Regions from separate parts of the Homo sapiens genome. Here all the other regions are linked to region 3. The links are chromatin contacts, found by Hi-C or POLR2A ChIA-PET in ENCODE. All regions are on one chromosome and are shown on one strand. The core of a region is the stretch at or near the end of the contact, and the rest is flanking DNA. Distances in the headings are between cores, read along the strand shown.

Region 1 (4,403 bases), core at 1,904-4,403, 170 kb before region 3:
AGAGGTTACTGTAAGTCACAGCAGGATCGGGAAGGAGGAGGAGGTAGCACCTGGGGCCAGTGCCTAGGGTGACACTTGAAGATGGATATGACAGGGACCTGTGGCTCAGAGGCTCAGGATTAGATCAACAAGGCTGGGGCTGGCTGGTTTCGGGAAAGAGGTCGTGGGGGCCCCTGTTGACAGACAGCTCAAGCACAGCAAAGCCCTGAGGCCAGCCCTCCCTGGGCAGAGGAGGCACAAGGGCTGGGAGCCCAGCCTGGACATGGAGGACCTGAGGTCCCTAGGGCCCTCCCTTGGACATGGGCATTTGGCCAGGGTTCCCAGAGCCAGTGCTGTTGTGCCCGAGGACCAAAATCCTGCAGCTTCTTGTAGGTCTTCTAGAACACTACTGGTTCCCACCGCCCCGCCCCCAGGATTTTCTCTGAGCATACACCCACTCTCTCTCATGCCCATCTAGGCCAAATAACTGGCCTCTCCCACCCTTAGGCTGTGGCTAAATAGGCCAGATTCAGGACCAGAGGGGCTGCGAGGCCTAGTGCCTCCAGGCCAGCGCCCTGGCTCCTGCTGCTGGCTTGAAAATCCCTGGCCAGCGTCTGATAGGGGAGACAGGGAGATCTGTTGCTTGTGATGGCAGGAATCTCTTAGGATATCCCTTGACCTGGGGAGCAGCCATCTTTGGGGCACCAACGGATAAAGGGTGGGGGAAGGTTGGCAATTGAGATCCCTCTTAAGTGGAGATGGGACTGACTCTGTGACATTGTATACTGGGGGGAATTCTCAGCCATGATTTCCTCCCTACACAGACATGCACCACCCTGTATCATGACATGGGGGAGCCTGGCGAGCCCCTTGCCCACTCCAACCCATGGTATCTGGGAGGCCCTGTAATATGGAGATCTGCACTCTGGGCTAGGTTCTAAGCCTGGGCTGTGCTGGGCTTGGCCAGTGCCTACCGCCCACACAGACAAACATGGATCTGTACCTTCCACACTGCGGGCTGAACCTTGTTTGCCGCAACTGTTATTGGAGTGTCCCCACACGATCTGCCTCCCATCCCCCTACATGCTGCAGCCCCCTCTGCAGCCCCTACATAGCAAACAATCACAGCTCCAGGTAGGGGGGAGAATGTGGGGGGATAAGATGAGTCATTGCCGTGGGAACAGATGTACCAAGTTCCACATATGCACACTCACAGAACCTTACACACAAAGGCATGGCCACACTCACATTCCCACACTCACAGGGAAACACGCTGGGAGGCCAGTGCTAGTCAAAGCCACAGTTGAACATTCAGATCCACACTGAGAAACAGTCATCTCCTCACACATACACATTCCCCATAGACACAAACGCCAAAACACAGGGACAGATCAAGACCCAGACAGACACATCCCACCCAGAGTGACCTCCAGTCATCAACCCAGAGCCCACCCCCTGCTCATATGCACAGTCAGACTCAAACACACTGGATTCCCTAGACACACACCACAGCCCTTACTTGAATTCAAGACTCAAACACAAACACACACTCATGCACACATATGCAGACATGCACACACCCACACATTCACACATGCACACACGCACACACACACACACACACACAGCAGCCCCTCTTCTGAGTCCCTTCACTCATTCTCCTACCTCGGCCAGCACCTAGGGAAGACAAGACATCACACACCATGCAGATGCCATACCTGCCCAAGGACAAAGTTCTGCCTTGGGTTTAGCTTCAGTCCATCCTCCTGTTCTGCAGAGGTTAAGGTCACTGGCCCCCTCCCTTATGCTGCTCCAGTTCCTCTCCCACACCTCCTATGCCTAACGGCGCATCTTCAGAGCCTTTGAAAAGGGCTTTGGCTGCAATGGGAAAGATGGTGGTTGCATCCCAGGAGTCACCTCCCAGGAGGGAAACAGTGTGAGTTTCAGAGGGTGACATGTTAGGAATGTCCTATGCTGAGCTAGGGGATGGCCAAGGTGACTGCATGATGCTCAGGCAGTCACCCTTCACCTACCTGTGATTTCCAGAATCCCCAACCTTCAAACCTTTGCACCTGCTGTTTCCTGACCTTGAATGCCTCTCCTCGAATACCACAATCCCCCTTGCAGGCTACCTTCTTATTCTTCAGGTCTCCATGGAGATGTCCCTGCTCCAGGAAGCCTGTTCTCATGCCCTGGCTGAGTCGGTCTGTCCTCCTGTGCCCCACAGCCCCCAGGGCCCTCACACCCTCCTCACACCACAGGTTAATTGCCTGGGTGTGCACCTGCCTCCCCCACCAGCCAGAGAGATTTTGCAGGGGAGGGAGACTGTGTCTGGTGAGAGAGGCTAGAGGCCTGAGAGGGGCAGAGGCTCAAAGCCCAGCTCTGCCTCTGCTGTGCGACCTTGGGCAAGTCATTGCGCCATGTGGATCCAGTGTCCTTATCTGTAAAATGGGGACAATAACGACCACCTCACCAGGTTGATATGAAGATTAAATGAGAGCAGGCATCATATGCATTATCCAAACGGTAGCTGTATTATTAGAACTCACTGCCTAGCACACAGCTTAATAAATCGTTATTTGTGGAATTAACGAACCCCCACTTCTGTCCCCACCGGCGTCCTTGATTTTTGGGGGGAACAGTAGGTATAACAAAAAGAGAAACTGGGGGCAGATAGGATGGGGGGCTGGGAGATGGGAGAACAGGCTTCTCTGGCATCGTTGGGAGCTAGCTGTTACAGCAGCATCCGGAGCTAGGCTGGAGGCGGTGCAGGCATCCTCTCTGTCTCACCCCTGTGACCCACCTGTGCCATCCTCCTCCTCAGTTAGGTGAGGCAGCAAGGAGAGGCGGGGCTGGGCTCCACCTCTGCACTGTGGCCCTCTGAAGCTGCCAGGCCCGCCGGCACACACTAAGTGCGCCCAGAATGCGGGGTGGCCAGGGGCATAAATGTTGAATGAATGAGGATGGAATGAATGAACGGATGGACGCATGAATGGAGGTGGGATGGAAGCTTGAAGTGGGAGGCTAGAAGGAACGAGCGTCTCCCTCCGCCCTGCGGGTCTCGGGGCTGGAAGACAGGGAGCCAAGACCGTCTGGGGGCTCCCACCCCGCCCTGCCCCTCCCGCCGGCCCTCCCTCCCCGCAGCGCGCAGCCCGGCGGAGCCCGCGCCGAGCCACAGCCCGCGCAGTTGCCGCGGATCGTGCTGAGCCCCGCGAGCCGAGGCAGCGCAGCCTAGGGAGGGGGCTGCCCCGGCCCCCTCCTGCAGTCCCGGCCCCTAGAGGCTCGGCCTTCCTCGCAGGAAGGCGAAGTCCCCGGTGCCAGGTCCGGGGACCAGCAGCCGAGAACGCCCGGGTCCCGGAGCCAACAGGTGCGGGGTGTGGGGGACCCCCAGGCCTGGGATGGGGGTTCCAAAGGACCCGCGGCGAGGGATGGGAGGAGCCAAGAGTCTCGGGGGGTAACCTGGGTGCTGGGAGACTGGCTCCTCGGCCAGCGCTGCTCTCCTCTAGGCAGGCTCCGAGTGCCCTCGCTCCCCCGCGCCTTCCCGGAGCCCCGCCAGCCCCCGAGGTGCAGGAAGGTCCCGCGGACGGAGCGGGCCTGCCGGCGTTCAGTGGGGTATGAAGGCGTCCCCTCCCCTTCCCCAGGGGTCTCCAGGGATCCGCAACCCTCCGGCACCTGGCCGGGGTCGTCCTAGCCCAGCCGGGGGAAGGAGGGGCTGAGTGCGGGAGGAGGGGAGGGGCGGGGAGCTGGGCTGGCTGGATTTATGAATGGAGAGCGACCCGCGCGCCGGAACAGCGGCTCCTGGCGGCCGTCGGGGAGCGTCGCGGCCCTGGGGACCCAAAGGGGCCTCTTAGGGGGCCTGGATGCTCCCCTTGCTCGCAAGGGGTCGTCAGTCCCTCCGCGCACCACCCCCACTGTGTGTGTGTTGTATGTGTGCGTGTCCGCGAGTGCCCACCGGAGGGTCTGGCAGGTATGGCGGGTGGGGCTTGGGTCTCTAACACCTCCCTTGGCCCGTTTTCCCAACCCAAAGTTAAAGCCTCTGAACTGGCTCAAGAAATATTTGCAATCGGGATGGCTTCTCCTCCCAAATCTACGGTGTTTGGTGGGTTCGAACAGACCTGGCTTAAGAGCTTTGTGACCTTGAGCAAGAGACTCAATCTCTCTGAGCTTCGGTCTCATCTGCAAAGCAGGGTACCCTAATAATGGTAACCGGAAACGTCCCCGAAACTACCTTCTCGTACCAGGTTCTTGGTGAAGCACTTGGCACGCATCGGAGCTCATTACTCCTCATCGTGGTCCTGTAAGGTATGTAGGGCTGTCACCCCATTAGACAGATGGGGAAACCAAGGCTGAAAGAGGCCAGGTAAGCTACCCAAGGCAACTGGTGTGGAATTGGGATGCAACCCAGGTCTGTCTTCCTCCACCAA
Region 2 (4,225 bases), core at 18-2,517, 170 kb after region 3:
CCACAGGAACCCTTGGAAGTGTGCACTGACAACAGAGTAGGGGGCAGACAGCATACAAAATTATCCCTGCTTCAGGGACAGTTCAGGAAGAAAGTGATACTGTGCCTGCCTGGGCCTCACATGCCCTGAGCTCAGGGACACGGGAAAGAGATACCAGGTGTCAAATCAGAGGCAGGGGAGGCAGGCAGGGAGGAAGGAGCCAGGACAGGGGACAAACCACTAGCTGCTGCCAGGGCCAGCTTCCAGACACAGCTCAGGGAGGCTGTGAATAGGCCCTTTATCTAAGCTGAAGTGGGGGAAAGGAATCACAGAAGGGGGTCTCAGGTGATAAGGAGCCTCAGAACAAGCTCAGGGGATCTTGTCCCTTCCTTCTCAGCAGAAATCCTAGCAGGGGAGAAGCTTCTTTTTAAGGATTTTGTTTTCCAGCCATTTGCCCAGGATCTTCATTTGGGAGGCCCCTCCTCAATCCCACAGGCCTTACTGGGTCACCTAGAGAGGTCCTAAGAGGTGCGGTGTTGCACAGTGGTTAAGGACATGGGCTTTTGGCAGTCAAGTCTTAGCTCTTCCAGTGACTGGCTGGATACCCCAGGCAAGTCATTTCACCTAACTCTCAACTCCCTACGTCAAACAAGGATAATAACAAGTAGTCAACCCCAGAGATAAAGCCGGGAGGCCCATAGAACATTGCCTGGCAATGGTAAAAGCACTCAATAACTGTTAGATATTGTTATTTTTATTAAGAATAAAGGAGCCGGGCATGGTGGCTCATGCCTGTAATCCCAGCACTTTGGGAGGCCGAGGTGGGCAGATCGCCTGAGGTCAAGAGTTCGAGACCAGCCTGACCAACATGGAGAAACCCTGTCTCTACTAAAAATACAAAATTAGCCAGGTATGGTGGCACATGCCTGTAATCCCAGCTATTTAGGAGGCTGAGGCAGGAGAATCGCTTGAACCCAGGAGGCAGCGATTGCCGTGAGCCGAGATTGCGCCATTGTACTCCAGCCTGGGCAACAAGAGCGAAACTCCATCTCATAAATAAATAAATAAATAAATAAATAAATAAAGGCTTGGAGAGCCATTTTTTTCTCTCTCTCTCTGAAGCTGGGGCCCAATTGTCCTTCTTCCTTCAATATCTAATGACTGTTTCCCAGCTATCAGAAAGGAATCCAACTTCCCCTCCCCCAGAGCTGTGAAACTGAGTAGCAAAGCTTGCTCAAGCTCCTGAGTCATTCAGCAAAACCAGCCCAAGATAATCAGTGGATCAAGGAAACTAGATGCAGAGTGGGGAAAACCCAGCCGCAAAGCTGGGGCCTTCTCGCAGGGCAGTTCCCTCTGCTGGCCCCTCTGGTGAGCTTTCACTTCAGGTTCACAAACAAGACAGCATCTTCCCAGGCCCTCCTGAACCCAGAATAAGGCCTTAGCTACTCCTGGGTCTCTCAACAGCAGCCAGGCCTTTCTCTGGAATCTTGTTTGACACAAACTTTTTGCCTTTGGACAAACTCTCTCCTTCCCTCCGTATCCCAGGCCTCAGGAGAGTCGAAACCCTGACTCCCATTCTCACTGTCCACTCATTTCTCAGTCCCTGTCATTTGACTTCTGCCCAGCCACTGAACTGTCTGTCATCACACTCAGTGATGATCTTTTCATCACCAAATCCAAAGACTTTTTCCAGGCCTTTCCTACTTGCCTCTTCTAAACAGTCAGCGCTGTCGACCACTTTCTTTCTTTCTTTTTTTTTTTTTCTGAGACGGAGTTTCACTCTTGTTGTCCAGGCTGGAGTGTACTGGCGTGATCTCGGCTCACTGCAACATCCGCCTCCCAGGTTCAAGTGATTCTCCTGCCTCAGCCTCCTGAGTAGCTGGGATTACAGGCGCATGTGCCACCACACCCGGCTAATTTTTGTATTTTTAGTAGAGACAGGGTTTCACCATGCTGGACAGGCTGGTCTCGAACTCCTGACCTCAGGTGATCCACCCACCTCAGCCTCCCAAAGTGCTGGGATTATAGGCGTGAGCCACCGTGCCCAGCCTGTTTTGTTTTTTTGAGAGGGAGTCTCACTCTGTCGCCCAGGCTGGAGTACAGTGGCGAGATCACAGCTTGCGGCAACCTCCACCTCCCGGGTTCAAGCAATTCTCCTGTCTCAGCCTCCTGGGTAGCTAAAATTACAGGCGCCCACCACCACGCCGGCTAATTTTTGTACTTTTAGTAGAGACGATGTTGCACCATGTTGACCAGGCTGGTCTCAAACTCCTGACCTCAAGTGATCCACCCACCTCGGCCTCCCAAAGTGTTGGGATTACAGGTGTGAGCCACCGTGCCTGGCTTCTTTTCTTTCATACTTATTTGTTTATTTTTTTTTTTTTGAGATGTTGTTTCATTCTTGTTGCCCAGGCTGGAGTGCAATGGCGCGATCTCTGCTCACTGCAACCTCCACCTCCCGGGTTCAAGTGATTCTCCTGCCTCAGCCTCCCAAGTAGCTGGGACTACAGGCATGTGCCGCCACACCCAGCTAAGTTTGTATTTTTAGTAGAGACGGGGTTTCTCCATGTTGGTCAGGCTGGTCTCAAAGTCCTGACCTCAGATGATCTGCCCACCTCGGCCTCCCAAAGTGCTGGGATTACAGGCATGAGCCACCGCGCCCGGGCTTGTATTTAATTTTTTTAAATAGAAACGGGGTCTCCCTATGTTGCCAGGCTGGTCTCAATCTCCTGGCCTCAAGTGATCCTCCTACCTCAGCCTCCCAAAGTGCTGGGATTGCAGGCATGAGCCACCATGCCTCACCCTGACCACTTTCTTTCTTAACTCTCCTTCCTGAGCTTCTGTGAGGCCACAGACCCCGGTTCTTCTCCTCCTTCTCTCTTCCTTGGTTGCTGGCAACATTCCAGCCCTTAAATGTCACTTCTCATAGTTCTGCTCTTAGCCCTCTTCCCTTTCTACCCCTCACGCTCCCTCCCACTTTTAAGCTGTGCCTGTGTCTTCAACCTCTACTTCTTTGCTGATGAATTCCCAGACTGTATCTCAACCACAGATCTTCCCCCCAAGAGCCACCCACCTGTCAAGCAGCTCCACTTGCACGCTGCCACATACAGCAAGCTCAACGAGGCCAAAACTGAACTCTATATCTTCCCCCAAACCTGCTCCTCCTAGGTTCCCAATCTTGATGAATGACACCACCTTTTACCCTGTTCCCCAAGCCAGAAGCTCAAATGTCACTCTTGCTTCTGCCCAGCCCAGCCCACCAATCACCATGTTCTTAACATCTTATAAATAAACCTCCCCTCTCCCCTCTGTCTCCACTGTTTCTCTTTTTCTTTCTTTTCTTTCTTTCTTTCTTTTTTCTTTCTTTCTTTCTTCCCTTCCCTTCCTTTCTTTCTTTCTTCCCTTCGCTTCCCTTCTCCTTCCTTCCTTCCTTCCTTCCTTCTTTCTTTCTTTCGTCTTGCTCTGTCACTCAGGCTGGAGTGCAGTGGCACAATCACAGCTCACTGCAGCCTCAGCCTCCTGGGCTCAGGTGATCCTCCCACCCCAGCCTTCCAAGTAGCTGGGACTACAGGTACTTGCCACCATTCCTGGCTAATTTTTGTGTTTTTTATAAAGATGGGTTTTCGCCATGTTGCCCAGGCTGGTCTTGAACTCCTGGGCTCAAGTGAGCCTCCTGCCTCGGTTTCCCAAAGTGCTGGGATTACAGGCGTGAGCCACCAAACCTGGCCTGTCTCCACTGTTTCTGCTTCAATTTAGGCCCTCATCATGACCTGAAGCCTGGATTGATACATTTTTTGGTGGTGGTGGTTGTTCTTTTTTTTTTTTTTTTTTTTTTGAGACAGAGTCTTGCTCTGTTGCCCAGGCTGGAGTGCACTGGTGTGATCTCGCCTCACTGCAAGCTCTGCCTCCTGGGTTCAAGCCATTCTTGTATCTCAGCCACCCGAGTAGCTGGAATTACAGATGTGCGCCACCACACCCAGCTAATTTTTGTATTTTTAGTAGAGACGAGGTTTTGCCATGCTGGCCAGGCTAGTCTAGAACTCCCGACCTCAGGTGATCTGCCCACCTCGACCTCCTTGAGTGCTGGGATTAGAGGTGTGAGCCACTGCATCCGGCCTGTTTTTTGTTTTTCTTGAGACAGGGTCTCACTCCCAACGCCCAGGCTGGAGTGCAGTGGCACGATCATGGCTCACTGCAGCCTTGACTTCCCAGGCTCAGATGATTCTCCCACCTCAGGCTCAGATTC
Region 3 (4,426 bases), core at 1,212-3,711:
TACCTAGACATGGACACTGGCACAGCGTGATCACACGTGATCCAGACACCCACATGTGTAGTCACAGATCTGCTGGGCACAGTACACGTACATATACCCAGGCATCATGAGACACTCACCTCATGCAGCCACACAGACGTATAGGCACATGCATGTTTACACACAGTAATGTGCCCATACATGGGTGAAACACATTCTTGCAAAGATGCACATGCTTAGAGTCACATGCATGCAGACACACTTGCATGTTTTCACACACATTCTGTCCCTCCCGTGTCCCCTCCCACCCTCCAGTTCTCTCTCAGTTCAATTCTCTCCAGTTCACTCCAGTTCTCTCTCAGTCCAGGGCCCTGCTGCCGCCCTCACCCACTATGGACAACCCTCTGAAGGGCATCACAGGAGGGTTGCATGCATATGTGACCCTATGAGTAAAAATCTGTGTGTGTCTACACGTCTGTTTGTATATGTGAGTGTCACTGGTAGTCTGTGTGGCTCTAGCTCTGTGAAAATGTATCTTTATGACACTGTGGGTATTTTTCTGTGTATCTCTGTGTATGCTTCTGGAAGGCCCTATGTGTGTCTGTGTGTACCCGTCTGTGAATGCGAGTATGTGAGACAGTGGGGAATTTTTATATCTATATGACTGCATTCTGTGGGCCACCTCTCTAAGTATGTCTGGATGTGTATATCTCTGTGTGCATTTGCATATCTGTGCCTGTGTACATGCCTCTGCGGTCCAGGATCCACAGTCTGGCTCAGTGGGCACCCCTGCCAACAGAGGCTGTGGCCCGGGGTGGGGCCAGGCAGGACTGAACTGAATACCCTGGCCATTGACAGTTGTATTTACAGAGCTCCGAGTAGGAACGTAATTGCTTCTATTAATCTTTCTCCGGTTGTTAATTGCTCACTTATCGGGTTGTGTATTATGCCGACTGTTGCTCTTAATTCGCCTCCATAGCTGCAGGTGTTTGCTGCCTTATTAACTGTTAATCGGCGCGACTAGGGATGGAGACTTAATTGGCCCCCAGAGTGGGACACAGGCGGGCCAGCCGGACACTGCCAGGCTCACAGCCTGTCCCTGGAACCCTCACCTGTGGAGCACAGTTGGCTGGCCCACCGCCATCCACCAGCAGACAGCAGTCTTGCATACAGCAGTCAGAGTGACAACTGCAGAGTATGGTCTCCATGCAGTCCTACCTCCTCCAGGAAGCCACTCAACCCCTTGGAACCCAGTTCTTACATCCCTGTCCATCACCAACAATCTTCCTCCACACAGGATAGGAGCCAACCCCAGTTTTTAAATGAACAAGAGCCTCCAGGAATTCTGCTGCTCCTATCCAGCACACTTAAGGGGTCCCTCTCGGCTTCTGCTTGCACAGTGCAAAGAACAGGGAACTCCCTCCATGGCACTGTTACATAGCTGCAGCAACGAGAAGGTTCTCCATACTGAGCTGACTTATTACCCCCCACACAAGTTGAAACAGAGGAGTCCTTACTGCCTACAACAGGGAAACTGAGGCTCAGAAAGGGCAAGGGGGTGGCCCCAGGGTTCCCCAGTCCTCTCTGGTAAAGGAACAGACATGTGGCTCTCCAAGCAGTTTCTGCTCTCAGTCTCCCTTCCATCCCAGTCCTGCTCCATCCCAAACACCTCAGTCCTGGAAGGTACTTCCTTAGCCACCACCTGCTCTGCCCTGGTCTTCGGGCCTCCCAAGCTCAGCTGTCACTGCTACAGCCGTCTCAGGCTCCAGGCCTTTGGGACAAGAAAGCAAGTTTTCTGGAAACCAGTGGGCTCCCTGAGAGAGACAAGGGTATAAGGGGGAGGCGGTAGGAGGGTCCACACTCACCAACCTGACCTCCAGCTTCCAAGAAGGACAAATAGAGAAAACAATAGTCCTCATCCTGTGCATCAAATCCAGTCTGCCCTGACATCTGGAAGTTCTTCTGGTGTCTAGTTGTCATGTCTTAAGCGGCAACTGAAGTTGATTTGCTTTGGTTGGGTTCTGAGAAGAGTTGGGCTCCAGGGAGGGAGGAAGGGAGCACCACTGAGTGCCTACTGTAGGCCAGAAAGCAGCAATTAGTGTGTGTAAAAGTGGCAACCAGTTAAACCCTCCCATCACCTGGTAAGTTAGAGATTAGTATCCCTGTTTACAGAGAAGAAAACTGAGCCACAGAGAGGGTAACTAAACTTGTCAAGGCCACACAGCCAGAAAAGGAATTGGAGTGCCAACAAGGCCTGGCATTGCTTGGGAAGCTGGGTGTCTTCAGTCAGGGATATCTGGATGGATTCATGCTAAGGGTTCAATAAGGGGACGTGGGGAAAGGGAACTGATGGTCACTGTCACAGCTCACTCATCCACCCCACATCTGAGAACATGGACAGGCTAAACACTCACGCATGCGCAGCCCACATGCCTATCAGACGGGATGAGGAAGAAGCAAAGAGAACCGTCCAGGGATAGTTGCCCAAACAAGTTCCGGCCCCGCCTCTATGTTAATGACATGCAGATATATGTAAATTTGTACAAGCAACCGCTCAAACCTTTGGGAGCAATGGGGTGACACAGGAGCAGTTGCTATGGAAATCCAAAAGCGATACCCGCTCTGCACCCCCACCCCCCTCACAGGCAGGCGCACAGACACGTGCACAAAGACGCAGGGTTCTTCACTCCGGAGCCAAGAGGATCACGGAGTGGCAGAGTGTGAACCGGAAGGACCCTCAGAAACTGCGTCCAGCCGGGGGAAGCTCAGGCCCGAAGAAAGTCACCGGGAGAGCAGTGTCGCGATCCCTGGTAGCCTGGGGCGCCTTCCACTAAAACCCAGGGCGCGAGGTGTCCCTTCCGGGTCCCGGGCGATTCCGGCTCCGGCCTAGCAACAACAAGCCCCGCCCAGCGTTGCATAGCAACGTCCCTGGAGCCTAGCAACCGTCAGTCACGCCCCCTAGCAACGTCATGCCTAATCCTCGCTCCAGGCTTCTGCCGAGAGAGAGAGGGGCAAGGGGCTCGTGGACTGGGGCCAAAAGGTGGCGGGGGTGGGGGAGGGTGTCATGTTTAGCAGGCTGCAGGATTTCGGGGCCCACCTACAGCCCTTCCACGGGCGAGCTGTTACAGAGCCGCGTTATCACCCCCATTTACAGAAGGGAAAACTGAAGCTCCCAAAGGAAATCCCTGCCCAGGGTACAGAGCTCGCTCTTGCCTGCGTGTTCCAGGAGAGCGGCTCTGGCGGCTCTCCGGAGGAAGCCCTGGACCTGGAGGGGAGGGAGTGCACACCCGTTTCCCTCCATACCAACTGCATTAGGAAAACCACCCAAACTGTGGGCTCAGAACCAAGCTGTAGGTTTGCATAGTAATTTGCGTCATTTGCATAGAGCGCGGAGGCTGCGGCGCTCCCAGGCCATTTCGAGCCGGAAAAGTTCCCGAAGGAGCCCCGCTCCCTCTCCCGGTTCAACTGTCCAGCCCCCTCTCCCTACCCCTCACCCGCACCCCACCCGCATCCTACCCCGCCCCCGCTTCCAACTCCTTGCGCTAAGTTCCCGCACCTCGCCCCACCCCCCGCTTTGACTCCGGTCCTGCCAGCCCCGACCTCCATCCCAAGGCCGAGGGCCCCCTCTGCTGTCGTCCGCGGGTAGGGCAGCCGCAGAGCTCATGGGGCAGAGAAGAAGGGCTCCCCCAACCGACCATCGCCCCACCCCTTCCAGTCCAGCAGGGGCCAGGGTGAGGCCTGTACATGGGTGGACTTTGCGAAGGGGTGAGCAAAGAGCGGGTAGGGCCCTTCTGGCCCCGGGGCGAAGGGTGGGGTTCTAGAGAGGTTCTCTCCTGGAAGCCAGGCCCCTTTCCCCACGCTGGGTTGGTTGGCCCTGGCAGCTGGTTCCCCCATCAGTCCGCAGATGCAGCTCTCTCGAGGTACACCCCACATGAAACGCTTGACAGTTGCAGTTGCTGTTAGAAGCTTGTTCTAGGCCCAAGGCAAGGCAGCACCGTCCAACCCTAATACCAGTCTCCAACCCCACCCTGAATGCCCACCACCAAGGCTAAGACCTTTGACATTTTCTAACACCAGTCTCTGGAATCTGGCAAGAGATACAGAGAGGAGTCACCCAATCTGGATCTCCTGACTTCCTCAACAGAGACCTACACACAGGCAGGCCATGAAACTCACACAGATACTCTCACATGCTTGCAGGCACACTAGTGCACAGAGATCCCTGAGAAGCACATAGACAGAGACTCGGAGGGAATATGGTGAAGGTATGTACTATCCTTCCCCATCTAGTCAAAGGAAAAAAAAATCTTAGTATTAACTGAAAAATTTAAAGTCCACTGCAACTTGCTTATCTTTTCCTCTCTAGCAATCTCTTGATGTCTGATGTCTGTGACCCTCCAAAAGGCTCTGTCCATTTCTCTCTCCACCCCCAACCTCGGTCCTACTT

What was found. A loop is a pair of places that touch in the nucleus more often than their neighbours do. ChIA-PET counts read pairs that join two places held with the same protein, here RNA polymerase II (POLR2A). Pooled maps may share reads with other maps.
Region 1: a loop to region 3 is called in a pooled map, with 8 times the contacts of the local background. The contact joins the promoter of HCRTR1 here to the enhancer-like site in region 3. A Hi-C loop is called at or near these places in 4 of 37 single-sample maps with no recorded cell type and 9 of 50 pooled maps. POLR2A ChIA-PET finds 5 or more read pairs at or near these places in 2 of 52 experiments (OCI-LY7 and activated CD4-positive, alpha-beta T cell).
Region 2: a map of PC-9 shows a loop between it and region 3 (4-fold over the local background). The contact joins two enhancer-like sites. A Hi-C loop is called at or near these places in 37 of 168 maps with a recorded cell type or tissue (A673, B cell, CD8-positive, alpha-beta T cell and 24 more), 18 of 37 single-sample maps with no recorded cell type and 31 of 50 pooled maps. POLR2A ChIA-PET finds 5 or more read pairs at or near these places in 20 of 52 experiments (A549, AG04449, AG04450 and 16 more).

What each region holds. Positions count from the first base shown.
Region 1 is chr1:31,614,536-31,618,938 of GRCh38, forward strand. HCRTR1 (hypocretin receptor 1) reads left to right here and starts at 3,154. Exons shown (of 9, transcript NM_001525.3): 1 at 3,154-3,346; 2 at 4,221-4,281. RefSeq lists enhancers at 58-844, 3,070-3,759.
Region 2 is chr1:31,954,909-31,959,133 of GRCh38, forward strand. No RefSeq gene overlaps it. Among named protein-coding and RNA genes, the nearest start is that of PTP4A2, 19 kb to the left of the region's middle. RefSeq lists enhancers at 1-133, 134-910, 911-1,688, 918-1,525, 1,113-1,672. Within about 2 kb of position 1,268, at least 37 of the 41 ENCODE cell types and tissues checked have a DNase peak (open chromatin) inside an H3K27ac peak, as active enhancers do; they include A673, B cell, CD4-positive, alpha-beta T cell and 14 more, where a contact is called at or near this core.
Region 3 is chr1:31,785,775-31,790,200 of GRCh38, forward strand. No RefSeq gene overlaps it. Among named protein-coding and RNA genes, the nearest start is that of ADGRB2, 24 kb to the left of the region's middle. RefSeq lists an enhancer at 2,388-3,163 and silencers at 2,949-2,998, 3,329-3,618. Within about 2 kb of position 2,462, at least 40 of the 41 ENCODE cell types and tissues checked have a DNase peak (open chromatin) inside an H3K27ac peak, as active enhancers do; they include A673, B cell, CD4-positive, alpha-beta T cell and 15 more, where a contact is called at or near this core.